6 separate regions of the Homo sapiens genome follow, and all the other regions are linked to region 2. A link is a contact called in ENCODE Hi-C or POLR2A ChIA-PET data. All regions are on one chromosome and are shown on one strand. The core of a region is the stretch at or near the end of the contact, and the rest is flanking DNA. Distances in the headings are between cores, read along the strand shown. Region 1 overlaps SGK1 (serum/glucocorticoid regulated kinase 1). Region 2 holds the start of RPS12 (ribosomal protein S12). Region 3 holds the start of TARID (TCF21 antisense RNA inducing promoter demethylation). Region 4 has its middle 100 kb from the start of LINC03002. Region 5 holds the start of EPB41L2 (erythrocyte membrane protein band 4.1 like 2). Region 6 overlaps SGK1 (serum/glucocorticoid regulated kinase 1).

Region 1 (4,769 bases), core at 183-2,682, 1.4 Mb before region 2:
TGGTCTGTTTTTCAGTATCTCGCACCTGAGGTGCTTCATAAGCAGCCTTATGACAGGACTGTGGACTGGTGGTGCCTGGGAGCTGTCTTGTATGAGATGCTGTATGGCCTGGTGAGTGGCACATTGGGAACCATGGAACACTGCCTGCTCCCTACAATATTGCCTTCACACAGCCCATGCTTGGCCATGGTGTCTTGCCCTTACCAGTACGCTTATCAAAAGCAGCTAAGAGGCATATTGGTTATTTTATAGTTCATAAGAATAATCACTTACCTGGTTCTTTTGTGCATTTCACATTTTACTAGATAGGACCACATTGAACCTGTGTGGTGGTGAAAAACTACCACTTATTAACATCTACCCCCTCACCCTCCACACACACACACACAAACACACACACGGGTTGCAAAGTAGACACTTAAATAGCAAGGGAAAAGAAAGCATTGAGGTGGGGAGAGTTTCTCAAATCGAGCCTAATATTTATTGCCGTTTATATCTTTTTCTCTACTGGTAATGTGTGCCATATGAAACTTCCAATTAAGTCTAAAGTAATTTTCCCCTTCTTTCAGCCGCCTTTTTATAGCCGAAACACAGCTGAAATGTACGACAACATTCTGAACAAGCCTCTCCAGCTGAAACCAAATATTACAAATTCCGCAAGACACCTCCTGGAGGGCCTCCTGCAGAAGGACAGGACAAAGCGGCTCGGGGCCAAGGATGACTTCGTGAGTGATGTTTTCCTGTCCTCCTGGGCCGGCCGGGACGTGCACTAGACCTCCCTGCCCTTATTGAATGCACCTGTCTAAATTAATCTTGGGTTTCTTATCAACAGATGGAGATTAAGAGTCATGTCTTCTTCTCCTTAATTAACTGGGATGATCTCATTAATAAGAAGATTACTCCCCCTTTTAACCCAAATGTGGTGAGTATCTGTCTCTCTTCTAAGTATAGAGAAGCCCAAAGGGCATTTATTTTAATTCAGAATTGTCTGGGGGAGGGTTGGAAGGAATACATTGGCAGATGTTTTCTCCATAAACCTGTTATTTTACCTACATAAAAAGCACATTTTTGTGTCCCAACAAGGCTCCCATAATTTTTAGACACATTTATCAATTCGAAGCACCAAAAGGCAACAAGTGAACATTATTCTTATGTTTAACTGTGTGTAGCCTTTTGAGATTTTGTGCTTGAAGTGGGTGATTATGGAAGTTGATATAAGACTTAAACTTGGTATTTAAAGCCTGGTCAAGATTTCCCTGTCCTGTGTCTAGTGTGAGTTCTTGACAAGAGTGTTTTTCCCTTCCCGTCACAGAGTGGGCCCAACGACCTACGGCACTTTGACCCCGAGTTTACCGAAGAGCCTGTCCCCAACTCCATTGGCAAGTCCCCTGACAGCGTCCTCGTCACAGCCAGCGTCAAGGAAGCTGCCGAGGCTTTCCTAGGCTTTTCCTATGCGCCTCCCACGGACTCTTTCCTCTGAACCCTGTTAGGGCTTGGTTTTAAAGGATTTTATGTGTGTTTCCGAATGTTTTAGTTAGCCTTTTGGTGGAGCCGCCAGCTGACAGGACATCTTACAAGAGAATTTGCACATCTCTGGAAGCTTAGCAATCTTATTGCACACTGTTCGCTGGAAGCTTTTTGAAGAGCACATTCTCCTCAGTGAGCTCATGAGGTTTTCATTTTTATTCTTCCTTCCAACGTGGTGCTATCTCTGAAACGAGCGTTAGAGTGCCGCCTTAGACGGAGGCAGGAGTTTCGTTAGAAAGCGGACGCTGTTCTAAAAAAGGTCTCCTGCAGATCTGTCTGGGCTGTGATGACGAATATTATGAAATGTGCCTTTTCTGAAGAGATTGTGTTAGCTCCAAAGCTTTTCCTATCGCAGTGTTTCAGTTCTTTATTTTCCCTTGTGGATATGCTGTGTGAACCGTCGTGTGAGTGTGGTATGCCTGATCACAGATGGATTTTGTTATAAGCATCAATGTGACACTTGCAGGACACTACAACGTGGGACATTGTTTGTTTCTTCCATATTTGGAAGATAAATTTATGTGTAGACTTTTTTGTAAGATACGGTTAATAACTAAAATTTATTGAAATGGTCTTGCAATGACTCGTATTCAGATGCTTAAAGAAAGCATTGCTGCTACAAATATTTCTATTTTTAGAAAGGGTTTTTATGGACCAATGCCCCAGTTGTCAGTCAGAGCCGTTGGTGTTTTTCATTGTTTAAAATGTCACCTGTAAAATGGGCATTATTTATGTTTTTTTTTTTGCATTCCTGATAATTGTATGTATTGTATAAAGAACGTCTGTACATTGGGTTATAACACTAGTATATTTAAACTTACAGGCTTATTTGTAATGTAAACCACCATTTTAATGTACTGTAATTAACATGGTTATAATACGTACAATCCTTCCCTCATCCCATCACACAACTTTTTTTGTGTGTGATAAACTGATTTTGGTTTGCAATAAAACCTTGAAAAATATTTACATATATTGTGTCATGTGTTATTTTGTATATTTTGGTTAAGGGGGTAATCATGGGTTAGTTTAAAATTGAAAACCATGAAAATCCTGCTGTAATTTCCTGCTTAGTGGTTTGCTCCCAACAGCAGTGGTTTCTGACTCCAGGGGAGTATAGGATGGTCTTAAAGCCAACCTACGTTCCAGGCCTTTTTAGCAGCATTTTATGGTGTCTGTCATTCATAAATCCATCCAAGGAAATCCTTTGCAATTTACTCATCTTGCAAGGATTGCTATGAAGTAATGCTTCCTGTATTTATTGCCTGTCCTGTGAAGTTGGACTATTTGTCCTGACATTTGGCTTGTCTTCAGTTACAGGTAATTCTTTCCAGAAATATTTGAAAGCCTACTCTGGGCTCTATTGCGAGTGCTCAGGATATCGTAGTGGACAAAGCAGACAACTTCGCCCTTCCAGAGCCTGATGAAGAAGGCCGACCTAAAGCAGTTAGTTGAGATGGAAATTGAGAAATAGTCTGTGAAGTTTAGGAGAATGCCACACAAGAGGGTGAGAATTTTTTTTTTTTTTTTTTTTTTTTTTGAGACACGGTCTTACTCTGTCGCCCAGGCTGGAGTGCAGTGGTGTGATCTTGGTTCACTGCAGCCTCCGCCTCCTGGGTTCATGTGATCCCCCCATCTCAGCCTCCTGAGTAGCTGGGACTACAGGCATGCACCACCATGCCTGGCTAATTTTTGTATTTTAGTAGAGATGGGATTTCACCATGTGGGCCAGGCTGGTCTCGAATCCCTGGCCTCAAGTGATCTGTCTGCCTCGGCTTCCCTAAGTGCTGGGGAGAATGTTTTAAATAAGTGGATATGTTCCCAAAAAGCTGACCTGGCTGGGACATCTGGTTTCTGAGAGTACCTGGAGTTGACCCAGGTCTAGAGTGAGCTCAGTAAAGGGACCCTGAAGGAGCTCATCCCTAGCTTGGACTGAAGCTTCTTGAGCCAGTGTCTACCTAGCACCCTAAGGGCCCAGCAGGCTCTGGGGCTGTGTGGCAGAGCCCACTCCTAGAGCTCACCCCACTGTGATATTACCTGTGGGAGAAAGCGAGGTGGCACCATCCTTGGAGATCTTGAGTCCAAAGGTTTGGACTTTTTCACTCTTCTAGGTCTTCCACACAAATACTTAACAAATAATCAGGGAATCCCCAAACAGTTGATGTTGCTGCTGCCTTAATTGCAAAAGCACCCTGTAGGCCTGCTGCACCCCCGCTACCCTGACCTTCCAGTTCGCACAGGGATTTCCCCAAGGGAAAGCTGTGAGCTTTTTTCCTCTTATCCTTGCTCTTGGGTCTCACCTCACTTTGCCTCAGTCCCCCTCTCCTACCCCACAAGGTTTCCAAGGGCCAAACAGGTGTTCAGAGATAACCGAGTTCTTCTCCCTCATGATCTAATGAAGGAAGAAGATGAAAACGAGTCGATAGCTTTTTGCTCAAGGTGGGCCACCGGTCATGCTCTGCTGTTGACTTACTGCTCTACAGGCATTAGCTACGTGTTCAATTCCCTACCGGGCCCAGTTGACAAATAAAGAGTCCAAAGCAAGGCCAGGCACGGTGGCTCACGCTTGTAATCCCAGCACTTTGGGAGGCCGAGGCGGGCAGATCACGAGGTCAGGAGATCGAGACCATCCTGGCTAACATGGTGAAACCCCGTCTCTACTAAAAATACAAAAAAATTAGCCGGGCGTGGTGGTGGGCGCCTGTAGTCCCAGCTACTCGGGAGGCTGAGGCAGGAGAATGGCGTGAACCAGGGAGGCGGAGCTTGCAGTGAGCCGAGATCGCACCACTGCACTCCAGCCTGGGCGACAGAGCAAGACTCTGTCTCAAAAAACAAAACAAAAAAAAAGCATGTATTTTCCTATTAAAGATTGATGCCGGCTCTAACATAGAGACTCATTGCATATTCCCCCTCATTCTCATTCTCAATAACAGTTATGAATTCCTCCTCGAACAAAAAGTGCTTAAATCTCATTTTCATCTGAACACAGTTCAGGTGGGCTTAGGAATCTGCAATCTAATTATAGATAACTCAGATGGGCCAGTCACGAGTTACAAAGCTTTTTTTTATGTTTTGAAGGTAGAATTCTGGTTTACTGGATTATAGTCCATCACTTCACATAGAAGATCTGAATTGTGTTTCTCCAGAATTGAAAGGTGCCAGAGGAGACCCAAACATTGTCACCCAGATGGGAGATAAGATCAAGCACAAGTGGGTGGGAAGAGAACAAGGCAAGAACAGGG
Region 2 (4,857 bases), core at 1,694-4,193:
ACATCCTTGGCCTGAGACTCCTTGCCATAGTCCTTAAAAAAAACAAAACACGCATGCAATTTCTTGTTAATATTTAGGAATTTCACCAAGCTATTAGTATCAATTATAGTGGAGCTTCAACAATTAGCTATGTCTTATAAAAATGTTTCCCATCACTAAGATTTGTTATAGCCATTCTCAGGGACCTTAACGACTTCAATGTCCTTAAGGCTCGTAACATGGCTTTACTATTGCCAGTTTTTAAAGTATGTCTGCACAAACACAATCAGGTAAGCAGATTCATTGGCTGGCTTGTAAATTACAGCTTTTATTTTTTTCCTGAAATGCAGAAAATGCTTTAAACCTGTTGAATCAGTTTTTTCCTTTTATAAGATCCTCAACTTATTTCAATACAAGGTTTTATATGATTACCCAGCATAACCTTCATCCCTAGAATAAACGGTGACTTACCTTAACTACTACACAACTGCAACCAACCACTTTACGGGGTTTCCCCTCTCTGTCAATTTTACAAAGGCCTACCCATTCTCCTAGTTTCTTGTTGTCATCAACCTATTGGGAGAAAGGTTAAAAAAAAAAAAAATCACATTAATAGACATTAACACTACCAAAATTAAATGAAACCCAAAAGGTGGCTGTAATCAGAAGGGTGACATGGCAGTTTCCTCATGGCAGTTCAGTAGAGGGAGCCAGTTGTCATCATGTACAGCACTAAGATCACCTACAAGCCTGCTACTAATCTTTGTTGTATACCAACGTCAAAATTAGGATTCAATTCTGCAGGTATAAAATGCTTCTACCTACAATCATCTTTAAAATGGCCGACAGTATCAGGTGCACGTAATGTTTACACCTGCACAAAATGAACAGCTTGAGACTTCACAGAATTTACCCCCATATACAAGCATCACTGAACATTAGTCCCAACACAATCCTTAGCAGCCTTACCTTAATTAGGTTGATTTGGTGTTCAGCACAAAGGGCCTCCACCAACTTGACATACATAGGCTCATCACAGTTGGATGCAAGCACACAAAGATGGGCTTGGCGCCTGAAATTCAAATTACAATGAAAATGGAGCTAAAACTCAGATCCAAATCCATCATTCTTGCATTTTAGGAGGGTTATCTTTGCACTAACACTTGCGAAACATAAGCAGCCAATCCACTGAACACATAAATGCGTACAAAATTGCTTGAGTCTGAAGAACCTGCTAGGGAGCATATACATCTTCAATTAACCTACAACTGGTCTTCAGTAAAACCTCTGTCCCTGACACACTGAATTGGTGTAAGTCATTTTTAAAACTTCTGGCCAAAACCCAACCATAATAGCTTTCTTGTAAGCCAGCTTCATATACCTAAAGAAACATGTGAAAGGCCGGGCACGATGGCTCACTCCTGTAATCCCAGCACTTTGGGAAGACGAGGGGGGCAGATGACCCGAGGTCAGGAGTACCAGACCAGCCAGAGACCAACATGGCGAAACCCCGTTTCTACTGAAAGTACAAAAACTAGCTGGGCATGGTGGCGTGTGCCTGTAATTCCATCTACTCGGGAGGCAGAAGAATCGCTTGAACCTGGTAGGTAGAGGTTGCAATGAGATCGCGCCACTGCACTCCAGCCTGGGGGACAGAGCAAGACTCTTTGTCTCAAAAAAAAAAAAGAAAAAAGAAAAAAAAAAGACTGTGGCATTAATGGAACAGTTATGAAATGCCATGCAATAATGCCGAAATAGAAATACAGAAGACTCATACTAGGACCTACTAAATACATTAAACAATAATGCCGTTTCCATCGGATTGAACTGGCTAGATTACACCAAAACGAACTTGTCCTGTAAAACCTTAAAACTGCATTTAAATTCAGCTCAAGAGTAGGTTGATTTGTCAATGCCACCACCCTAAAAAACACATTAACTCGATCCATTCAAATACATTAACAAATATCCCAAATTCAAATAAATCACAGCTATTATACTACTAAATTCATCTAGGACCAAATGCTTCTGAAACCTGAGTTTGAAATTCCATTAAATTAATGCTTGTTTTGCAAACTACCAGATGTAATGTGGCTCTCCATCTCATCTATCTGCCAGATAAGTATAAGACTGACTAGCTCCACAACCTACAGGTTTGTCAGACTCTTATGTTTCACTCATAAAAGGAGTGAAGGGGTATCCGACAATTAAAGTCATCATTCAAACACTGTAGTTTTGAGTGCTTATCCCCATTCCAAACAGCAACCCACACATTTTAAGTGGGCTTTATAGATCTGAGTTCTGATACCTTTTCCTAGGTTTCCGGTAGGACGGATGCCATTCAGAACTTTTGCGCTAACACCATGAACTCCATGCCTTCTTCCCTTGGGTGGCAGTTTTGTTCCGGTTGCAAGAACCCACAGTATTGAGACTGATACACGTACTTGTCTAAGGCTTTGGCAGCTTCGCGAATTCCACGTGCTAGGCCATCGTGGATGAGGGCAGTCTTCAGAACCTCTTGTAAAGCAGTATTAACGTCCATTACACCTCCAGCAGCAATGCTTAAACGCGACACATCAGAACCATCAGTTAAAATCCTCACACCACATAAGGCCTTGCACTCAGCAAAAGCTAAGTGTACAACAGACGCGCTTACGGCGACCCGTTTGACCCAGTCCTGTTCCGCCAGCTCTAGCCCCACGCCTCAGCCGCACCCCGACCCCAACTCCAACCCCGGCCCCTGGGCTCACCCTTCCTCGGCCATGGCGGTGGGTTACGGGTGAAGTTGAATCTTGAACGCACTAAAAAACAAAAGCATTGACTTGTTAAAGAACCAGATACTCGTCACGAATCCCAGCAAGAACGCAACGAGCCACAAATTATAACCAATACACCCCCCTGCCGCCTCGCTCAACTTACCCCAAGCCTCCGCCTCCGCGCGACTCGGCGGCGGCAGGGAAAGAGGCCTCATCCGCACGCATGCCGGTATTTAAGGGTTTTTCAGGTCCCCTGTGCGCATGTGCACTCCCACCCTCGAAAGAGGTGGCTCCCGCAGTGCCGGGCCTGGGGAGTTTCTGTTTCCGGATTGAGGCGGTTCTGAGGCAAACGTACTGCGAGTTTTCTATCTCTGCCAGGCCGGTCCTTGGCGAGTGCAACAGGCACTACGCGGGCAGCTTCGCGTTGTCCTTCTTTGCGGAGGCGTGGCCCACCGAGGCCCAGGGAACTCATTCTACGGAGCGCGACAGAAGCCAAACAAGTGTGTCCGCGTGTTCTTTAAGGCACCTAGAGCCCTGTATCCCGCCGAGCGCCAGTTTTAACCCTTTCCACACCACGTTCTACTTTCCTGTTGCTTCTACAAGACCCAGCCTCCCCAGGCAGCGCACTTTGTTCCTTCGCTTCTAAGTCACCCTGAGAGACCATGTTTGTGTCGTTGTGGGTGTGATCCTCATCTTTGTCTTCATGAAACGAGAGCCTACATGCTTTCACTCTTCCAGGCTGGAGTGCAATGGCGCGATCTCAGCTTACTGCGACCTCCGGCTCCCGGTTTCAAGCGATTCTCCTGCCTCAGCCTCCCGAGTAGCCGGGATTGCAGGCGCCTGCCACCACCCTGGCTAATTTTTTGTATTTTTAGTAAAGACGGGATTTCACCATGTTGGCCAGGCTGGTCTCGAACTCCTGACCTCAGGGGATCCACCCGCCTCGGCCTCCCAAAATGCTGGGATTAGAGGCGTGACCCGCCGCCCCCGGCCGCTTTCACTATTTCTAAGCCCTTTCCCTGCGGTGTGTTGGTAAAGCGGAACCCTGCAGCCAGGGGTCAATTCTAGTTTCTAAGTATAGCGGGAGTCGCTTCTGAACGAAGTTTGTTCTGCTTTGTTTGGTTTTTAACGACGCGTTGTGCTCGGAATACACAGTTCCGCGCAACTCAGAATTCCTCAGGTGCATTTTCAACACCTACAATGTGCCTGACGCAGGGCCAGGTCCTGGGACTACAGACATGAAATATCCAGTCTTTGAGGAGTCCATTTTCTTCCAGGAAGCAATATTTTAAATTTGGAAGTGATTGGCCATTCCCCAATCCCCACTTCCAAACCAAACGCACGAAACACTACTGAATATGATCAATACTGCCTTTGTGTTTAATTTCCTCTCCTGGGTAGTCAGCCGCCAAACCAGTGAGCAATTATTAGGCGCTTGGCACGTGCCAGCGCTGTGAATCCAGTGGGCAGATACTGTTAGACTGGTGAGTGCAGCGAAAAAAACAAAAATGGGTAACGCAGTAAGAGCACCAGGGAGTTCACCAGAACAGAGACCTGCTGTAATGTTAATAAACTGATAGAGTTCAGTTTACTGATAGAGTTCAGTTTTAGATTTTCCGCTGGTTTCAGTTTCATTTTTAAAGCGTTGAAGCTGCTTCTCTGTCAGTAACTCATGCAAATGTTTATTGAGCTTTTGATTTAAAAAAAAAAAAAAAACGAGGAATTTATAAAGATGATTCATTCCTGTAGCCCTGGTTTGTTTGTGGTGGGATTAAGATTTTAGACAAAAATCAGAATACCTCAGGGCCACAGAGGAGATACAAAGTGGCAGGGGGTTAGGGAGTGGGGATGGTGTGAAAAGGTAAGAGGACCTCAGGCTTCTGGCAGCATTCGAAACAGGCTCAAAACAAAAACTAAGAGATTCCAAATCGGTGAGCATGGAAGGAGAGGAGGGTATTCTAAATGGATGAAAGTGTAGGGGCAAAGGCATGAAATCCTTCTTGCCTTTTTTGGAGGTTATAATTAACACGTTTGTATTTTTGAAAGAGAATGTGGCAAATAGTCTTTCAGCGCATTTCTCATTATCTAAAGACAGTACAGTTGATATGCTAAGCATATTAGA
Region 3 (4,613 bases), core at 181-2,680, 1.1 Mb before region 2:
GGGATTTAAAAATATTAATCCACTTATAGGAGAAGCACAGAATATTTAAGCGGTTAAGGGCTTACGTGGACAATTTGGGGGGCATAGATGTGTCCTTATCCAATGGTCCTAAATATGCTTGTGAAAGAAACGGAGTTGGGTGTTTTTATTTACAAGGAAAGGAAAATCAAGTTCCACTCTCTGCTAAAAGAAGAAAAAAGGATTAACAAAATGCCTGTCCGCTCGCAGCGTCTTGTCAGTGTTCTCAGTTCCGCAGCAGCCACTGCACCCCAGGGAGGATGGCGATGGAGCGGGAGCGGGGGATCCCTCCTCTGTGCCAGCTCAACACACTTGCAAACTTTTAATTGGGCTGCCACGTCAAACCCTCGCATAAATCACTCCCGCTCCGGGGGCTGGTAGGGCAGAGAGCGAGGGCCGTGTCTAGACCGCCCGCCTCCGGTCCCTGGAGGCTCTAGGCCCGCGGTGGTCGAGATGTGTAAGTCACCGCCGCGCCCACACCCCCACTCCCAGCCCCGCGCGCACTCGCGCCCACCGCAGGCGGGAGTGCGGGCGCGCCTGGACTGCAGCTGCAGCCCCGGGAGCACTCACCAGGTTGACCGGGTGAATGTACCCGTTCTCGTATTTGTCGTTAGCCAGGATCTGCCTCAAGTGGGCGATGTAGCTGGACGCCAGCCTGAGCGTGTCCAGCTTGGAGAGCTTGGTGTCGGGGGGCACCCAGGGCAGGGTGGTCTTGAGTCTGGAGAAGGCCTTGCTCAGCACTCGCATGCGGGCCCGCTCTCGCGCGTTGGCGGCGTTGCGCTGGACCTGCTTCCCCTCCTGGCTGACCCCGCTCAGGGGGCTCTTCTTGGTGGGCGCCTTCCTCCTCTTGCCCAGGCCGCCGCGGCCCTTCTGGGGAGACCCATTCTCGCAGTTGGAGCTCTCCTCGGTGCTCTCGTTGGAAGTCACAAATTCCTTGTTCGAATCCATTTTCAACCCGTCACATTCCAACATCTCCACCTCTTGAAGGTCCTCCACATCGCTGAGGGAGCCGGTGGACATGTTTGGGGGAGTGGACGAGGGAGAGAGAGAGAGAGAGACAGAGAGACAGAGAAAGCGAGGAAGAGGGTGAGAGAGAGACAGAGAGACCCTGAAACCAAGAGGCCTCCCGAGTGTGGCGCAGCCACCTCCTGCTGGGAGCTGGAGTTGGGGTCTGGTTGGGTCTCACAACCCTTTCCCCTTCGCAGAGTTGTGAGAAGGAACCCCGAGGACTTCTGCAGCAGAGGAACCGGCTCTCTGTTTCCCCACTCCCAGAGTCGTGGCCGTAGAGGAGGGTGAGCGAGCGCTGAGGAATTTGGTGGACACTAGGAATTTATCTGGGGAATAGAGGGGCGGATCCTTGCAGCCCAGGGAGGGGCCTGCCAGGCCCCAGCAAAGCGCTTAGACCCCTTTCACAACCGGAGGGAAACTCAATGCACAGACCCTGATTTGCAACTTGTAATGTAAATCAACTCAACTGCATCATGTACTTACCAGCCACCTTCTCCCAACTGTGGCCGGGGCCGAGAAGCAGCATGTTCTGTCCATCTGTAAAAGGCCTTCTTTCTCTCTTAAGACGTCACAACTGGTTGTTACTGAGAACTTTAGAAAAACGACTAGATCGTTTGGCTCTTTCTGGGCCTTCCACCTACACTCCATGCCCTCTCTCCTCCCAAGAAAACACGAATTAAAATACAGGGAGTATCAACCGCATCCTGCCAACACCTCATAAGACTCCAAGGCTTTACCGAGATCTTCCACCTTCCCCGGGATAAATGAAGACAAGTGCTTCCTAGAATCTTTATGGTGATGGAAAAGTAAGTATAAAACATTTCACCTACACCTGGTCATTTTCAAGACATCAAAGGACTGCCTACGTGTACACAAACATACTTGATTTGCACACTCAAACCCAACCACACACAGCTTAGTGGGAGTGGGTAGGGAATGAGAGGGCAGTATGAGTGTGTGGAAAACATTATGTTAGTTGATCATCTTTTCCTAATAAATGGAAACTTTCCCCTCGGTTTTTTTTTCTTTTCTAGAAATGCATTTAATATTGCCTTGAGAGTCTTTGTTGCTCTCAGACATCACCTTGCCTGGCACTTTTTGTGATGCACCGTCCCTTTCAATGCTGCTGTCTTTGTCTTCTTCCAGCCTGTTAGGTGCCAGTGTTCCTCACATGAAGCTGACATTACACAACACAAAGCAAGACTATCCTTTTGAGAAAGGTTCTTTTCCATCTTTAACCCCAGCTCGAACCACCTTTCCTAGAGAATAAGAAAGTCTCCTGGGAAGTAGGTAGAAAAAGCACAGGGAAACAGAACCTAGGGATTGGATGAAATTGGTGCAATGAAACCAGGGAGACTGAAGGCATAAATCTCTCTTACAATTTCTTTGCCAGGTTTTCTTCCCTTGCAGGTAGGCATTGAAGTTGAGGGGCTGGAGCAAAATGTAAGAGTGGTTTCTGAGTGGTTGGCTTAGGGTCTGAAGGCTTCTCCTACATTAAGATATCATATCTCTAATCCTAGGCTCAGCTGGGAATTCACTAACCTCTAACGTTTTGTTTTGCTAGCAGGGTCTTGTTTGCTTTCCCCCTATGCTGTAAACTAAACAGGTTGTCAGCAAATCAGTCTTTATTAATGAATTAGCGACCCCTCTTCCATAATATCTTCGCTGAGGATCCAAAATTTGTTAATCACCAGTGTAGAGATTTATGAGCTCTCTTATTTTCTGTTGTTTGTGCAGGTGGAGATTTAAATGACCACATCCACCCTAAGATTTATTGTGAGAATGATTGATGTTATAAACCAGGAAAAGGACTCTTCCCACAGCAGGGATGACAGAAATATCAAGTTGAAGTTGCCTTTGTCTTCACATACGAATGACCCAGTACTACAACACAGAAAGTATAATAATTTAATCTGAGGTTCAAGACAGCAGTGAGAGAACACCCAGCAGGCCTGTTAAAAATTTCTTCACTAATTCCTCAACTAGTTTCCTTTGATTTGCTCTCCCTTTTCTCAGTCTTGGTAAAACATGAAAGTTAAAGTTATTTTTAGACTAAAGAGCTATGTGAAAATGGGCATTGGCCAATACTTTGTGAAATGTGTGTGTGTGTGTGTGTGTGTGTGTGTAGCTACTAAGATATCTGCAAAATAACTACAAATAATTAATTTGGGCTCTGGAATGTGATAATTATTATAAATCCAAACTATGGCCTTACTGCATACATTAAGCTGTGATTTTTCTTGTTGGAGCCATTTTTTTTTCTTTTTGGCTCTGGGTCTCTGTTACACCTTAGTTAATGGACTGCTCAGGCTGTCTGGGGAGATAGTAAAAATCATAGTAATATGTACCACTGAAAAGATTTCTGTTGTCTGTATATTTTTCAATGTTGGAAACTTAAAAGTACCAATTTCTGGAAGCATGTAAAACTAGCCTCATGTCATAGGCTGGTTTTTATGCTTAGCAATTATTTTTCTTCATAGCCATATAAGAAATAATTAAGTCCCATGTCCATTTATCTTGCAGTAAGACATTTGGGCTGAGAAAGGCTAGTGGGCTGATAATAAATTTTGGAGTGTTTCTAAAATTCTGTAAAAGATGGCTTCCAGTTTGGGAGTAAGAGTCGAAGAATACTGTTGCTTATGTATCTTGATATGAAGTCTTGGAGAGAGAATATTCATATGAAAAATACTTTTTTTCTTTTAAAATTTTGTGTCTATCCCTGCTAATAAACACTTAGGGACAAATGGGTGGGAGAAATGACTTCTTGTTGGATTCTACTGAGCAAGTCATTTAAGCTGTAACTTAAGCTGTGCCAAATTCTCCCAAAATATAAACTATATTCTGTGAGAAGACAAGCACTTTTGAGAAGCTGTATTAACCCTTTTGGTAAGTTGACCATTTCTGTTCCAAAGCACGAAATAGAAAACTCGTGATTTGAAAGTATGAGATCATTTCTAAAAGTTCTTACCTGACTTTTAAGAAACATTTATGCCCCAGAGGCATCTGGCCAATTTGCTGCTCACTTCTAACAATTTGTTTTGCAAGAGAGACTATCTTTGAAAGATTTTAGTGCTAAGGAAATTTTATCTCTGAAAGCTGTAAAATGAAGATTAGGCATGGAATGTACCCTTGAACTTAAATCCTGGTTTATCAGCTGATACATTTACAGGAAGTTCAAATTTGATTCAGTTGCACTTGGATGGAATAATTTGCTTCCTTTTTTATGAGAAGGAAAACATCATAGGCTTCCTTTGAACTGACTTCATATGCCATTACATAATCTTTCTCAGGGGAAAAATATGCCTTTAAATTTAAATGTTAATCCTTTTCTCTTACTCCTCATCATTTGGTCAGGAGACACAGGCTGGCAAATTGGCAAAACTGCCCATTCTCTTTTTTCTTCATTTCTAATTAGCACCTCCAGATGTTTTATTCATTTTATTTGATGGTAACTACCACCACTTCAAATATTTGCCAACTTTCTATGCAAAAAAAAGTTGACGCCTTTTTTTTTTCTTTTTTTGATGGAGTCTTGCTCTGTCACCCAAGCTGGAGTGCATCAGCACGATCTAGGCTAACTGCAACCT
Region 4 (4,593 bases), core at 1,571-4,070, 1.8 Mb before region 2:
AGGCTGGAGGGCAGGGGTGCAATCTCCACTCACTGCAACTTCCACCTCCCGGGTTCAAGCGATTCTCCTGCCTCAGTCTCCCGAGTAGCTGGGATTACAGGCATGCAGTGTGCCACTACACCTGGCTAATTTTTGTATTTTTAGCAGAGACGGGGTTTTGCCATGTTGGCCAGGCTGGTCTTGAACTCCTGGCCTCAAGTGATGCTCCTGCCTCAACCTCCCAAAGTGCTGGCATTACAGGTGCAAGCCACTGTGACCAGCCTTGTATTAAACTTTTTACTCTCATTTACAAAGCCCTGCATGAGCAAGCCTTGGTCTCGGGGGTTTACCTTATTTTTGACCTCCTTGTCTCCTGGCCTTCTCTCCAGGCATACTGGCTTTCTTTCTTTTCCAACTCACCAAGCTGGTTCCCACCTCAGGTTCTTCGCAATTGCTGTTCTCCTTGCCTGCACTACTCTGCCCTGAGACCTTTGCATGCCCAGTTCCTCCTAAGTGTATTATCATCTTCTTAAGAGGCTGGGTGGCCCACCCTGACGACACTATCCATCCATAGTGCTGCTCAGTACAAAAAGGTAAAGAACAAGTGTGAGTGCAATTTTAGATGCTCAAGTAGCCACAGTGAAAGCACATAAAAAGAGGTTAAATCCTTCTTCATGATATTTTTATTTAATCCAGTATATCTAAGATATTTTCAACGATTAGTATAAAAATGTTAATGAGATAATTTTCTATTCTTTTTCTCATACTAAGTTTTTGAAATTCAGTTCATCTCTTACAGCACATCTCAACATGGACTGGACACATTTCAAATACTCAGGAGGCACATATGGCTAGTGGCAACTGTATTGGACAGCACAGATCTAAAACAAACCCTCACCTCCAGCCACTCTCAATCACATCGCCCTGCTTTATCATGATTGTAACGCTTATTAGTGTTTGAAATTACCTGGCTTATTTACTTGAACATTATTCCGCCTTGTTCTCTATCTGTACCCTGCCCATGAAAAGTAAAGTCCAAAAGACCAAGGGCTTCATTTTATTCTTTGTTGTGTTTTCAAAGCTTAGTATATTGCGAGTTTTCAATAAATATTTATTGAAAGTTAAATGAATGAGAAACAAATGTAATGTTAAAAACAGTGGAATCTGTATGTGGCTTTTACTGTTTCAGTTTTCCCTCCCTTGTGCGATATTTCAGATAGATGATGAAATGATAATATCAACCCCACAAGTGTTACTCCCCTTCCTCTCCATTTCCATGTCCCAGTGTAACTATTGGGCATTGTCTGTGTCCTATATTTTTTCTGGTATGAATTGACTTATAAAGAGAAAGCATTTTCTGATCTACTTTAGACCTAGTCTCAAGTTAGCATTCAACTCACACTAAGCAGGGAAAAAAAACAAACATCTGGACTTTCTCTTCTTTCTTCCATTAACCATTACAAGATTTTTTCAGACAGTAGTCAAGCTGTAACTTGTATTTATTATCTTTTTAGCCAATGGGAGGAAAACCAGGATCTGTGATCAGTTGCAGGCCTTGGAAACTTCCAAGACACCCAGAGTCCTGGGAATTTCCCTCCATTGCCGCTCTGGAGCTGACCCAGGCTTGCCTGCTACTGCGGCTGTATGTCACAGTAGGCAAGGGTTCCAGATCTGTCTGTGCTTATTGCCTCCATCTGTAAAGAATAAACTACAATTATTGCTTATTCCAATATAAGGCTATAGAGAAAATAACAACAGAGTACTTTATGCCCAGTAATGAAAAGCATTGTTCGTGGCCCTACAAAGCAATGGGCATTGCCTTAGTAATTAAGCTTATGTTCCATGCACAGATACTACAATTAAAAACTTTCAGAGTCTTGGAGGGTGGATCCATACTATAGGCAAAGGATAAAAAATAAGTAGGATTTGAAAAGCATGCTTACTCTTTGTAAACTTAGAGAACTTTGAGAAAAGAGAAAAGTTTCTGCAAGCTAGTTTTGGCATTTAATTACATTAGCGTACAACTATTCCTTGGTGAGACAGAATGAAGAGAACCTTGACCCAATTCAGTCCCACCCCTTCCCTATCTTCTCCTCTCTTCTTCCCCTGGTTATCTTTGAAATTATACTCCAGGATAAGCCTGGCTTTGGTTTATCTGCAAACAAAAGGGCTGTCAAATTTAAGAATGTTATGTTTTCGCTTCAGAATTCATTCATTCATTTAAAAATTATGTTGTACACCTATGGGAAATGCAAATGTAAATAAGACCTTAGAGGGGCTTACATTTTAGCAGATTGTACATTCATTAAACAATTTAGTTATTCAATTACAATCGTAATGGGTGCCTTGAAGGAGAAGAATCAGGTGGTATGAGAAGATTTAAGGAAGTCCTGATTGAGACTTTCCTGTGAAGGTGGCCCTTCAGCTACATTCTGAAGGAGAGATACGATTTAGGAGATGAAGGGGGTGAGGAAGTTTTTAGGCAGAGAGAGAAGCACATGTCAGTGTGTTGAGTCAGGGAATAACCTGGCATAATCAAGAGACCCAGACATGGCCAGGGTGGACCAGCCAGCACCCCAGAGGGCTCCCAGATGAGAGGCTAATGAAGCAACAAGAGCCAGAGCCCAGAGCCTCTGCCATTCTCCCCAGTGGTGCTTCCTGTTACAGAATTGAGAGATCCTCTTCATTCATTTCCCTGACACTTGCATATTTAGGAGGTATCTGACATGTGACGCACTGAAAAGTTGTGGCTTTGCTCATGTGCTATAAGCAGTAGAGACACAATTCCTTCTGCTTCTGTCTGGAACATATCTCAGCTGACTCATCTGCTGCAGTAGCAGACAATGAGCACCAGGGGGCAGAAAGCATTCTTCTGTGTTTGCTCTGGTAGACCACAAAATGGTGAAATGTGCACTCACTTTGACCTAAAGTATTAAACAAGGAATTAGCTACTACCATGATTGGAGGTCATTGCCTTTCTAATCTTACCCAAGCATTACACAAGAAACCAACAAAACTCTTGGTGAGTTTATTGAGTATGATTTAATTCACTCTGAATTAAACCAGGAAGCGTAACTAACATGTCTTAATGAAGCTGTGACTGTCACATGATGATGGTTTAGAAAGAAGAGGGCCATTTGAGGGGATGTCTCAAAATATTGTACTAGGGAAACAAGGAAGGACGAACCATAGAAGCACAGTCTTCAGCTGTCTTCCAAGACTGTTTCCAGGTAGAAATGAGAGGTGGAAACCGTAAGAGAGGTGCAGAAGGTCTTAAATATGTAATTGGGTAGGTCAATGCAATTTGAGAGTTGATAAGCTATTAATACGAAGACAATGTGACTTTTGGCAGCTATGTTTCCAACAAATGATTACCTCTGGGGAAAACCGATAAATAAACAAGGCTTCTCATTACAACAAATTGGTCATGGATTGGGTGGTATTAACCTCACACTAATCATGTCTTACTGATTGATGCAGATGGAAGTCTCATGCCAGTCACGAGTCAAACCAAATAATTAGCAGATGTCACCAATGCCGATCTGCTGATGTCTAAAAATGGAACAAGTGAATCAGCAAACTATTTAGGAAAGTAAGGCTATGCCAACCATTCTGTCATTAAGAGCCTTGTAAGGGCAATATGGTCTATGTGTCATCAGGGTCCCTCAGCGTGACCATGAAAAAGAAAATGGATACCTATATGCTAAACATAACTATAACCATTGACTATGTGTATAAATACCATATTATGTAGATTATTTTTAAAGTCTCAAAAAGTACTTAAAACTAATTACTAGGACAATGCCTCCCTGTTATTATTGTTATTGTCACTGTCATCATCAAAAGCAAATGGCACTGGTTAAAGTGAGGCATGATCTTTTTTCTCTGGAAGTACATACTTTGATAATAAAATACTAATACACATGAATGTAAGAAATATATAAGTAAATATACATGGAGCTAATATAGAAAAGCCTAACACAGGCATCACTGAAATAAGAAAGGAAAGTTTGATTTACTGAAACTTAATAGACATACTTATGTGACAGTTATTATGCTGGGCACTTTATAAACATTGCTATATTTATATTTCATAGCAATCCTGTGGAGTTGGGTTTACCATTACCTTCATTTTACAATAGACTTGGGAAAGTGGAGTAATTTGTATAGCAAGTGGCAGAGTCAAATATGGAAACAAGTCTGTCCGTAGGGACCTTTGTTAATATTGGTCACCCAACATCCATCTCCACTTCCTATCAACATCTTCCATTTCCTTTGGAGGATTTGCTTTTCCCCCATTGTGGAGAGTTCTAGTAGATCAGAAAATTCAGATAATCTGTTCTTCCTCAATGAAAGTAAAGAGTAGCCTCTGGACAGATTCTTTCTGTTGAAAGGATCTGGAGGGAAGGCCTTCTAAGATCTAAGCCTGGTCAACTGGACTTTCAACCCAGATACAAGGAGGGAAGAAACTGTTCCTGCCAAAAGTCTCTTTCCTTGTTCCTATTCTACTTCTGGAACTGCTCCTTCAGACTTCCATTGATTTGGTGTGTTGTGGTCACCAATATCCTTCTAATAAATTGAATCATAGTTGCCCATACCAAAGAACCTAATGCC
Region 5 (4,829 bases), core at 1,144-3,643, 1.8 Mb after region 2:
ATATAGTGAGATCAAGCTCTTCCAGAGGCCACGCCTATGGGGGTGAGTTGGTAAGTAAGGGCACTAAGGAGGTCCTGGGTACATTTCTAGTCCATACTTCCAGACTAACTTTGCTTGCACATAGTGCCCAGGATTGAGGCTATTATGGTAAATTTGGATGTGGTAGCTCTCAGGACTAGTACCTATATTCTTCTCTTGTTCTCTGTGTCAGTCCTTTGCCTGTTACTACAGTGTGTCTAGCAGGAAGACCCAATCTTGTTCTACCTAGAGTGTTTTCCTGGGGATTAACATTCTGCCCTTGAACTGCAGCCTGGTAGTCCTGACAGTGCTTCCGCCTGCCTGAGTCTTTGGATGTCACCTATTCCAGGACTTTGTCCTTCTTTCTGTTCAAACCCCTCTTCTCTTCTTGTTAGACTTCCCTGGTTGTCTGGACTACCACCTGTTGTTTGCTAAATCTCTATGATGCCACTTCCATCAGTTTTCTTCACTTCCTTATAGCTTCTGGGACTTGATTTTTCTGCCCTCAGTTCCTGCTAGGTCCTCACTGAATCTGTTCCATTCCATTAAAATGCCAGGGCTATGTAAGGCTGTGTCCAAAAACAGAGTTCAATTCTTCTTTCACACAATAGCCTTTATACATTTGACAACCTTTTTATCACCTTTAATCATCTCTTTAGGCTAAATCTTGCTGGTTCCCACATTTTCAAGGTCACCCATTTATGGTTATAATTTAGCTTATCAATATTTTCTTTTGGAGGGAAAAATTTCTTCTTAAGAGGTGGCATATAGGAGTGATTCATGTACTTCAACGCAGAGTATAGTAAGCATATCCTTTCTTATGAGAAGGGCATTATATTTTATTAACTATGCCTATATTTATGTTATTTTGCACTAGCATTTTAAAGGGGGCTCCATCAGGGTGGTTCAATGTTTTATGGGCCCAAAAGCTTATATGACTTTAGGGACTCTTTAAAAAACACAAAATGAAATACAAAATTATAAAGTTAGTTTCAAGGCTTGTGAAAATGAGAGATCCCGAAGTTTGTTTCATTAGTTTCGTTGTAAATCTGCTGCATATTTCTTATTATGAGAAAATAATAGTATTTTCTCATTAAATTCCCAGGTCTCCTTTACCAGAATTGCTGTCTAATCAGATTTCTGCTCTGTTTTAGCACACCTTATAAAATTTAACTTGTATACTTAGCATATGGGATTGTGATTAAATTAATACATGTAAGGGACTTAGAACAATGCCTAGCACATAAAGCACACAATCAACCTTAACTATTATTATTTGTATTATTTACTAGAAGGACCTTGGCAAATAATTTATCTTCCCAAATCTTTTTGATGTAATGGAGCTCAAACGTGCCTGCCTTTTTCATAGGGTGATTGTGAGGATCAAATGATGATAAAATATGTGAATGTATTTTGTTAACTGGAAGGTATTGTTACTGAGGTTTCATTTGACATTGTTAATTTTGGAAAAGGTTCTGTTTAGGAAAGAAAGGGAGACGACTTTGGCTGTGGTGGAATCACTAAAGACCTCAATAAAAGTGGGAGGAGTAAAAGGGATAAGAGGTGCGTGTGAGGCAGATGCTGGAGGCAGTGAGCTGGACACGTTGTTTGACACCAGCTTGACGTGCAAACCTTCAAAAGATGAAATATATTGAATCTGAAACATATTGACCTCATTGTACAAAAGAAAAGAACCAGAAGGGTAGCGTGTGTGTGCTTGTGGCTTTCCACAATTTAGCCCCAAACTAGGTTTTTTCCAGACTCTTCTTCACCCGTGGTCATGCTCTGCAATCCAGATTCCCAGGCCTCTGCCCAGAGAAATCCTACTTACTCTGGGGAGGCCTTTCCTCCACGGGGTTTCCCCAACCCCTCCTGTCCCTCCCACAGGAAGAATAAATGGTTCCTTTTCAATGCCCTTCCTGTGAAAGCACTTTTTCCACTCTAGACTGAGGGAGACCCAGTTTTCCTTATTCTGCATCTCCAGGCTCTGCTCCAGTGTTTACCTCTAGGAAGGCGCTCAGTGAAGGTTTAGTCAGCAAATGCACTTTGAATAAATAACTTTTAAAAGTTGAGAGGACATTTAAGGCCGGGAATCGCAGTTGAGAACGCCTTGCCCAGGCGCATTAGCTGTCATCCGGGCTGCCCTGAGGGCGAAAGACGTCCTCCACCCCCGGGTCTCCGCGGCCGCGCTTGCCGAATCCCGCGGGAAAGGTCCCCCGCCCGCGCAGGGGCGGGGCCTGGGCGTCGGGGGCGGGACCGCCCGCGGGGGTTTCCGCGCCGGGGGCTCGTCCGGCGGGGTCGCGGGAGGGGCTTCCGCCGCGAGGGGGCGGGGCCGGCCCTCAGAGTCCTCTGACGGCCCCAGTCAGGGAATTTCAATTTGAAACCTAGCGGAGGGAGGAGGCAGGCGCGGCTGCCGGCGGCTGGGACTGAAGAGGGACGGGTCCCGCGGCGAGCGAGCTCCTGAGGTACGGCGTCGGGGTAAGGAGGCGTGCGGGGCTGCACGGGCCGGGCGACTGGTCAGTGTGGGGTTGCAGGGGCGGCTCAGATTTTTCCTCTGGCTGCAGCTGGGAAGCTGATTCCGGGCAGGAAGCGGTGGCGGGACGGTCCCACCGGGATGGGGGGCGGGGAGAGGGGGCCCGGCTTTGGGATTTTCTGCGGCTCCCTCTCTCCTTTCCTTCCCGGTCTCTGCCCGACCCGATTCTTGCCCGGGGGTCCGGGTCCTGTTGCTCCGGGCCGGATCCCGGCTTCGCTGCTCCCCGCGGTCCCCCTCTTCCCTCTTCCGGGGGACCGGGGCCGCGTCCCGGCGGAGCCAGGAAAGGCGGGGGCACGGGGAGGACGCCGTCCCCCCCGGGGTGCCGTGGGCTCAGGTCACGCGTCCGGGCCCCGTGGAGCAACAGCGGGAAAAATCCGGCTCCATCCCCCCCGCGGGGAGGGGGTCGGCCGCGGCGTCGCCCTTCAGGAGGAAGGTTTTAGGAGGGGAAGCGCGGGCCGGCCGCGCGCGTGGGGACTGCGGGAAGCCGGGCGAGGGCGGCGCGCCAGCCCCACGCGCGGTGCGGGTCGGGCCCGCTGTAGGCTCGCGTCCGCGCCCCCAGCTGCCGCCTGCGCCGTCTGGGAGCTGCGGAGAGGGACGCGTGTTTCGTGCTCCGATCCTTACAATTCCCACACCCAGGCCATCTCACCACAGATGGCTTGTTTTTTCTCCTCCTGCGCCTGGGGGCCGAGGGTTGGGAGCATTTTTAGGTGAGCAGCGGGGAAGGGCGAGGAGAACCTAAAGGAGCGCGACAGGGTTGAAGTCGGCGTCTGGGGACGCCATCCCCAGGCGCAGACGCTGCCCCCAGCAGCCTGAGGTCTGTGGTGGGACATCAGTTATGCTTCTCTAGATCGCTCACCTCCCCTGAGGTCAAGTTTTTTTTTTTATATATATGTATAAATAAAATGAGGTTTGGTGAGAAGAACTACTGCCTAGAGTCTATTATTTTGGGGAGGGGTCTGCGTATGGAGCCCTCCCTACGGACCCGGGTAGTCTTTCATTGAATTGCCCCATCAACACCACAGCTGCCCTTAATTTTAAGATCCCTGGGTGGATGGGAGAGAAGGTGGAATCTAGAGGAGCTGTGGCTATATTTTCGCTTTTCTGAATCACATCTTTCCCCAGTTTCTTGAACTTCTTGCCTCTGAAATGGCATGTGTGTGCCAGGCGTCTTGTTCCTCTTGTTACTGTTATTTAAGCTGTTTTAAAAAAACGACTTTCGCGGTTTTCCCCTCAGTTTTTCAGTCTTTATTTCCTCCCCCACCCTACGTTTTTATTGTTTTTTTCAACGGAATACATTATTTATCTGGTCTCTTTATAACGCTGTTGAGAATTAGCATTTCAGTTGGTGTTCTGTCAGATTTCACCTTGGACTTAGCAGTTGAGGGAAACTGAGTCAGTTTCTATGCTGCAGGGGCTAGGATTTAGAATTCTCAAGCTTTGAACAGGTTTCAGTGGGGGAACGAATAGTGCTTAATCCTATTCAGTTTCCCTTTGCAGGCTCATTGCTGTGAGAAATCACTGGGTGGCTGTTGCAGCCACTGATGGGGGCTGCATTGCAATGCAATCTTGAATTGTGATAAGGGCCAACTGGCTCCATCCGTTAGGCTGTGAGTTTGACACAACTTTTGAAGAGCTATGCTGTGTCACCTGTCAGAGCTCGAGTGGTCATTCTTTTAATTCAATTTAAGAACCACCATCAAACTTCAGATATCTATTCTTTGGAGGTTATTGGAGAACTGTACAAGTGGTAATGGCTTGGAACAATGGTGTGGATTTAGCGCTAATTTAATCCTATCCTGTCTTCCTCACTTCTTGGGCAGAATTCCCACTGAAGTCAGTAGTGGTCTTGTGTGCAGACAGACTGCCGAGAACAAGAGGCTGCTCATTTAGAGTAACGGGAAGGGACGGTTTCTTTCCTTTTAAAACATCCCTCTGTAAGAAAGACTTAGTCATAACAGTTCTTTAATCTTTAACCACTAGTCCAAGTAGTTGAGAGCACTTTTTGCAAAAACCTTCGAAAGAAAATTCGTGGATGAATTGAGCCACGTCCCTCGAACTCTTCATATATCTACGTTGCATGGTGATCCTTAAAAAAGATTAAAAGTGATTTTAAAAAATCAGTTAAAGCTATAATTTCAGTAAAATTTTTCCTAACTTTTGTAAAAAATGTAAACTGCCAGGGAGCATTTTGTAGCAACTAAGTGTGTATATTTCAAATCTGAAATTTAAGTCCAAGTAGAAAGAAGCAAATTTAATTTAGGGGATGAATCTGAAGAGA
Region 6 (4,731 bases), core at 1,076-3,575, 1.4 Mb before region 2:
GCCATGTGGAGAGCAGTTGCCAGAATCCCCTTTCTTTATACAGCAGTTACTGTAATTAATGCTGAAAAGGGACTTACCTCATTCCTGATGCTAATAGGCCTCTTAAAAGCACTTTTTATATCTAATCCTTGTCATTTATGAGGGAGTTGAACTAGATTTCCAAGATCCTTCCTACATCTAAAGTCATTGATTCTCCACGACCTTATGGTCACTTTTCTAATGCATAAATCAACCCATTTCTTGCTCTCTTGAGAAATAATCCAGGTGTATTTAGTCAGGAAATCGGTTGTTTACTTTTCTGATGCAAAAGGTGGGAAAATGGAAGAAAAGATTATCTTTCCAGCTGGAAGTCAATCTTTTCCCAGAGATACAGATAATCTCTTTTAAAAATTTCTGAACTCTGGAACAATTATACTCTAAAAAAAGAATTATTAAGTCATACAAACTGAGGGAATCATAATATTGGGGAATAAGATGTTTTTTACACACTTTTTCTGGTATAAAATTTTGTGACTCATATGAATTATTTAGAGTATATTATTCTCAAGGACAAGTTTATTCTAATTTAAATCCTATGGGCTTGCAAATAAATAACTTACTTGTTCTCTTCAGTATACTATTGCTTGAGAGAAGAGAATATTTTGGTGGAAAGCTATTTCAGTGAAGCCAGACTATGCAATAGGACGGAAAAAACAAAGCTACAAAAGAAAAGCACTTTCCTAAAAAACTGTATGTAACTGAAATTGAGTTTATTTTATGAAAATATTATTTATTTATTAGTTTTTCAGACAGAGCCTCACTGTCACTCAGGCTGGAGTGCAGTGGCACGATCTTGGCTCACTGCAACCTCTGCCTTCCCGGGTTCAAGCGATTCTCCTCCCTCTGCCTCCTGAGTAGCTGGGATCACAGGCGCATGCCACCACGCCTGGCTAATTTTTTGTATTTTTCATAAAGATGGGGTTTCACCATGTTGGCCAGGCTGGTCTCAAACTCCTGACCTCAAGTGATCTGCCTGCCTTGGCCTCCCAAAGTGCTGGGATTACAGGCATGAGCCACTGTGTCCAGCGTTATTTTATGAAAATAAACCAGTGAAAATTAATTTCAGGCCAGGCACAGTGGCTCATGACTGTAATCTTAGCACGTTGGGAGGCCAGAGTGGGTAGATCACCTGGGCTCAGGAGTTTGAGACCAGCCTGGGCAACATGGTGAAATCCTGTCTCTACCAAAAATGCAAAAAAATTAGCCGGGCATGGTGGCATGTGCCAGCAGTCCTAGCTGTTTGGGAGGCTAAGGTAGGAGGATCGCTTGAGCCCCAGAGGCAGAGGTTGCAGTGAGCTGAGATCGCGCCACTGCATTCCAAACTGGGTGACGGAGTGAGACCCCATCTCAAAAAAAAAAAAAAGAAAAAGAAAAAGAAAATTAATTTCAAAAGTGGAATGTATTCACCCAACAATGTGTTCATTTATAAATAATACAGCAGCAACCTTGGGGATGATTGTTGTGGATGTTTTGATGTTTGGATATAATGTTAGTGGGAGACACAGGAAAATTTAAAATAGCAGTGATGGCTTCTATCTGAATCCCATTAACACTTGCGAGTTCATAGCCTCTTGATTTTTTGAGAAGGGGAGAATTGGAGCTCAACAGGTAGCAAACCATTTCATTCTGCAATTAGTCTGTCTAAAGAAAAAGGCTTTAACATTCAATGCTAGAATAAGGCTATTTTAGACATTTGAATTGCTGGCAAGACACCCCAAATTAGTCATCCCTTAATGGTTGTGTGTGGGTCTGTGTGTGTGTGTGTTTAAAATTCATTATTTACTTATTTATTTTTGAGATAGAGTCTCGGTCTGTCATCCAGGCTGGAGTGCAGTGGGGAGATTGTTGTTCTTTGCAGCCTCAACCTCAAAGACTCAGGTGATCCTCCCATCTCAGCCTCCCAAGTAGCTGGGGCTACAGGCACGTGTCACCATGCCCAGCTAATTTTTGTATTTTTTGTAGAGACGGAGTTTCGCCATCTTGCCCAGGCTGGTCTTGAACTCCTGGGCTCAAGCAATTCGCCCACCTCAGCTTCCCAAAAGTGCTTACAGGCGTGATCTACCAGCCTCCCTTAATGTTTTTTAAAACCACTTATTTAGGGCTATTGGTGAAAACAACAAATGAAGCATAGAGGCAATTACAGGAAGAGAAAGTACCCAATATTATGTAAAATGTGTTAGTACTGAGTCATATGTAAATTTGTGTTTAACTTCCTCACTCTTAAATTCTAGTTCCTGGAATCCCCCTCCTTCATAACTGACTCACAGTCTATTTTGGGACAAACCTGCCAATACTACAATCCCTTTACTGTACATTAAAATATATACAGAAAAGTCAAGAACTAATAGAATCATCAAACAATACCAACTAAGGGACCTCACCCACCTGTGAGGATGGAGCATGTGGCCTCAAAATCAGGGCTGACCTAAACTCTCCATGGTTGGAGTCACGTTTCCTAAGGCTGTGTTTGAAAAAAAAAATTAGTTAATTAGAAATACCTTGTTCACAGTTTAATGCTTGATCTTGTTCCTTATCTAAAATATCTATGGCCAGGTGCGGCGGCTCACACCTATAATCCCAGCACTTTGGGAGACCGAGGAGAGAGGATCACCTGAGGTCAGGAGTTTGAGACCAGCCTGGCCAAAATGGTGAAACCCCTTCTCTACCAAAAATACAAAAAAAATTAGCCAGGCATGGTGGTGCATGCCTGTAGTCCCAGCTACTCGAGAGGCTGAGGCAGGAGAATCACTTGAACCCTGGAGGTGGAGGTTGCAGTGAGCCGAGCTCGTGCCATTGCCCTGCAGCCTGGGCAACAGGAGGGAAACTGTCTCAAAAATAAATAAATAAATAAATAAATAAATAAATAAATAAATAAATAAAAATATCTATTTTTTCCACTTCCTCCTTGTCAAAACTTCTCTAAATTTTTAATAATAAATTTTATTATTTTAAAGTAATCTCATTATTTTTTTCTAAACAGGGTTTGAAGTTACATTTTCATCTTGATTCTAGTTGCTTCCTCCCCCCGCTTTCTTTACTATGTTCCAGTAATTTGATTTCAGAGTTGGCATTAACTCCCTGAATTCAGGAAGATATTCCCCAAGGACCTGAATCTTAGCCCTGGAAGCGATGTGAAAGCTTACATAGCACATCTCTCACCTTCAGTCAGAGCCATACAAAGAAGCTGCTATCTTATTATTCATGGCTTTAGAAAAGACTGCTCAACCTCCACCTGCATCTTATTTTGACATTTAGTTAGCTTTACTGTGTCGAACAAAGCCATTATGCTACACACCAAGCCTGTTTCCCTTGTTTTATACTCAGCGATGATAACCAACCCTGTCTGTATATAAAGCTCTCTATAAATTCATAGACTGTCTTCTTCAATTGTCATTTGGTCTTCTCTTCAAGAAAATTAATTATGTCTTGTTTGCCTCTCCTCATTGGTCTTTTTTTCCAATACTTGACTCATTTTGCCATCCTTGGAGCTGTCTTCTAAATAATTTCCAAGTTTTCCAATTAGTCTTATTTATTTATCTATTTATAAGATGGAGTTTCACTCTTGTTGCCCAGAATGGAGTGCAATGGCGCAATCTCAACTCACTGCAACCTCCACCTCCCAGGTTCAAGCCATTCTCCTGCCTCAGCCTCCTGAGTAGCTGGGATTACAGGCATGCATCACCACACCTGGCTAATTTTGTATTTTTAGTGGAGATGGGGTTTCACCATGTTGGCCAGACTGGTCTCAAACTCTTGACCTCAGGTGATCCACCCGCCCCGGCCTCCCAAATACTGGGATTACAGGCATGAGCCACCACACCCGGCCCTCCAATTAGTCTTTAAACGTGAATTCCAGAAGTTCACATTTCTGAGCACCATTAATTTGAGATCACTTAACAGCTCCTTCACATCATACTCTCATTACACTTACTATTTTTAAGTTGGTCTTTTTGTCTCTCCTTCTAGTTACAAGCTAGAAATGTATTGGTTTTTTATTTGTATTTTATTTTCTCTTTTTTGAAATAGAGCCTTGCTCTCTTGCCCAGGCTGGAGTGCAGTGGCACGATCTTGGCTCACTGCAGCCTCTGTCTCTGGGGTTCAAGCGATTCTCCTGCCTCAGCCTCCTGAGTAGTTGGGATTACAGGCACATGCCACCACACCAGGCTAATTTTTTGTATTTTTAGTAGAGATGGGGTTTCACCATGTTGGCCAGGCTAATCTTGAACTTCTGATCACTCAGGTGATCTGCCTGCCTCGGCCTCCTAGAGTGATGGAATCACAGGCGTGAGCCACCACTCTTGGCCAGAAATACATTGGTTTTTTAAAATGTTCTATTATTAAAACAATTTTTTCTTGCTTAAATTTGGACTTGTTTTGAATACAACTGCTTGGTTTCAGAAAAGGGTGTCTATAAAGAATAAAGGTTATTTTACTATGACACTGATGTATTTCTCTAAATTCAAAGATGAATTTCTAGAAATTTATAACTACAACTAAAATAGGTTTTTGTTCCTCTATTTAATATTTTTTTCTAATATTTTTCCTCTGTTTAATCTTGGATGGATTTTCCAGTTCTGTGTTTTTCCAGCAAATTTCTGGCCAAAAAAAAAAAGAATCAGAATCTAGTAGAATAACCATGCCAATTTAGTTTGGCATCAGTGTGATTAGGAATAAATTTAGAGTCTTTAGGAA

The links. A loop is a pair of places that touch in the nucleus more often than their neighbours do. ChIA-PET counts read pairs that join two places held with the same protein, here RNA polymerase II (POLR2A). Pooled maps may share reads with other maps.
Region 1: a map of gastrocnemius medialis shows a loop between it and region 2 (4-fold over the local background). The contact joins the enhancer-like site here to the promoter of RPS12 in region 2. A Hi-C loop is called at or near these places in 5 of 168 maps with a recorded cell type or tissue (CD4-positive, alpha-beta memory T cell, CD8-positive, alpha-beta T cell, ascending aorta and 2 more) and 14 of 50 pooled maps. POLR2A ChIA-PET finds 5 or more read pairs at or near these places in 2 of 52 experiments (T-cell and endothelial cell of umbilical vein).
Region 3: a map of ovary shows a loop between it and region 2 (4-fold over the local background). The contact joins the promoter of TARID here to the promoter of RPS12 in region 2. A Hi-C loop is called at or near these places in 2 of 168 maps with a recorded cell type or tissue (ovary and prostate gland) and 5 of 50 pooled maps. POLR2A ChIA-PET finds 5 or more read pairs at or near these places in 2 of 52 experiments (MCF 10A and PC-3).
Region 4: a loop to region 2 is called in a pooled map, with 3 times the contacts of the local background. The contact joins the enhancer-like site here to the promoter of RPS12 in region 2. A Hi-C loop is called at or near these places in 2 of 50 pooled maps. POLR2A ChIA-PET finds 5 or more read pairs at or near these places in 2 of 52 experiments (T-cell and activated T-cell).
Region 5: a pooled map shows a loop between it and region 2 (15-fold over the local background). The contact joins the promoter of EPB41L2 here to the promoter of RPS12 in region 2. A Hi-C loop is called at or near these places in 2 of 37 single-sample maps with no recorded cell type and 13 of 50 pooled maps. POLR2A ChIA-PET finds 5 or more read pairs at or near these places in 1 of 52 experiments (RWPE1).
Region 6: a pooled map shows a loop between it and region 2 (4-fold over the local background). The contact joins the enhancer-like site here to the promoter of RPS12 in region 2. A Hi-C loop is called at or near these places in 1 of 168 maps with a recorded cell type or tissue (naive thymus-derived CD4-positive, alpha-beta T cell), 2 of 37 single-sample maps with no recorded cell type and 8 of 50 pooled maps.

The regions. Positions count from the first base shown.
Region 1 is chr6:134,166,979-134,171,747 of GRCh38, reverse strand. SGK1 (serum/glucocorticoid regulated kinase 1) reads left to right here. Exons shown (of 14, transcript NM_001143676.3): 11 at 16-111; 12 at 570-725; 13 at 833-922; 14 at 1,313-2,492. The coding sequence ends at 1,480. Among named protein-coding and RNA genes, the nearest start is that of SLC2A12, 120 kb to the right of the region's middle. Within about 2 kb of position 1,432, at least 6 of the 41 ENCODE cell types and tissues checked have a DNase peak (open chromatin) inside an H3K27ac peak, as active enhancers do; they include gastrocnemius medialis, where a contact is called at or near this core.
Region 2 is chr6:132,812,655-132,817,511 of GRCh38, reverse strand. It overlaps RPS12 (ribosomal protein S12), which reads right to left and starts at 2,943. Exons shown (of 6, transcript NM_001016.4): 1 at 2,899-2,943; 2 at 2,730-2,780; 3 at 2,424-2,540; 4 at 949-1,051; 5 at 451-552; 6 at 1-32. The coding sequence starts at 2,743. SNORD101 (small nucleolar RNA, C/D box 101) reads right to left here and starts at 2,205; the gene lies at 2,133-2,205. LOC107986644 (a long non-coding RNA gene) reads left to right here and starts at 3,224. Exons shown (of 3, transcript XR_001744345.3): 1 at 3,224-4,219. It overlaps SNORD100 (small nucleolar RNA, C/D box 100), which reads right to left and starts at 710; the gene lies at 635-710. It also overlaps SNORA33. RefSeq lists enhancers at 2,478-2,607, 3,038-3,317, 3,232-3,978, 4,408-4,477.
Region 3 is chr6:133,885,823-133,890,435 of GRCh38, reverse strand. It overlaps TARID (TCF21 antisense RNA inducing promoter demethylation), which reads left to right and starts at 1,430. Exons shown (of 9, transcript NR_109982.1): 1 at 1,430-1,832. TCF21 (transcription factor 21) reads right to left here and starts at 1,323. Exons shown (of 2, transcript NM_003206.4): 1 at 589-1,323. The coding sequence starts at 1,038. RefSeq lists an enhancer at 862-1,775.
Region 4 is chr6:134,639,363-134,643,955 of GRCh38, reverse strand. No RefSeq gene overlaps it. Among named protein-coding and RNA genes, the nearest start is that of LINC03002, 100 kb to the right of the region's middle. Within about 2 kb of position 2,820, at least 11 of the 41 ENCODE cell types and tissues checked have a DNase peak (open chromatin) inside an H3K27ac peak, as active enhancers do.
Region 5 is chr6:131,060,809-131,065,637 of GRCh38, reverse strand. It overlaps EPB41L2 (erythrocyte membrane protein band 4.1 like 2), which reads left to right and starts at 2,393. Exons shown (of 20, transcript NM_001431.4): 1 at 2,393-2,483. It overlaps LOC105378004 (a long non-coding RNA gene), which reads right to left and starts at 2,235. Exons shown (of 3, transcript XR_942993.3): 1 at 2,022-2,235. RefSeq lists silencers at 2,157-2,496, 2,837-2,936.
Region 6 is chr6:134,233,730-134,238,460 of GRCh38, reverse strand. All of the region lies in intron 2 of SGK1 (serum/glucocorticoid regulated kinase 1), which reads left to right. Among named protein-coding and RNA genes, the nearest start is that of SGK1, 82 kb to the left of the region's middle. RefSeq lists enhancers at 1,981-2,030, 2,171-2,460, 2,501-2,660. Within about 2 kb of position 2,325, at least 8 of the 41 ENCODE cell types and tissues checked have a DNase peak (open chromatin) inside an H3K27ac peak, as active enhancers do.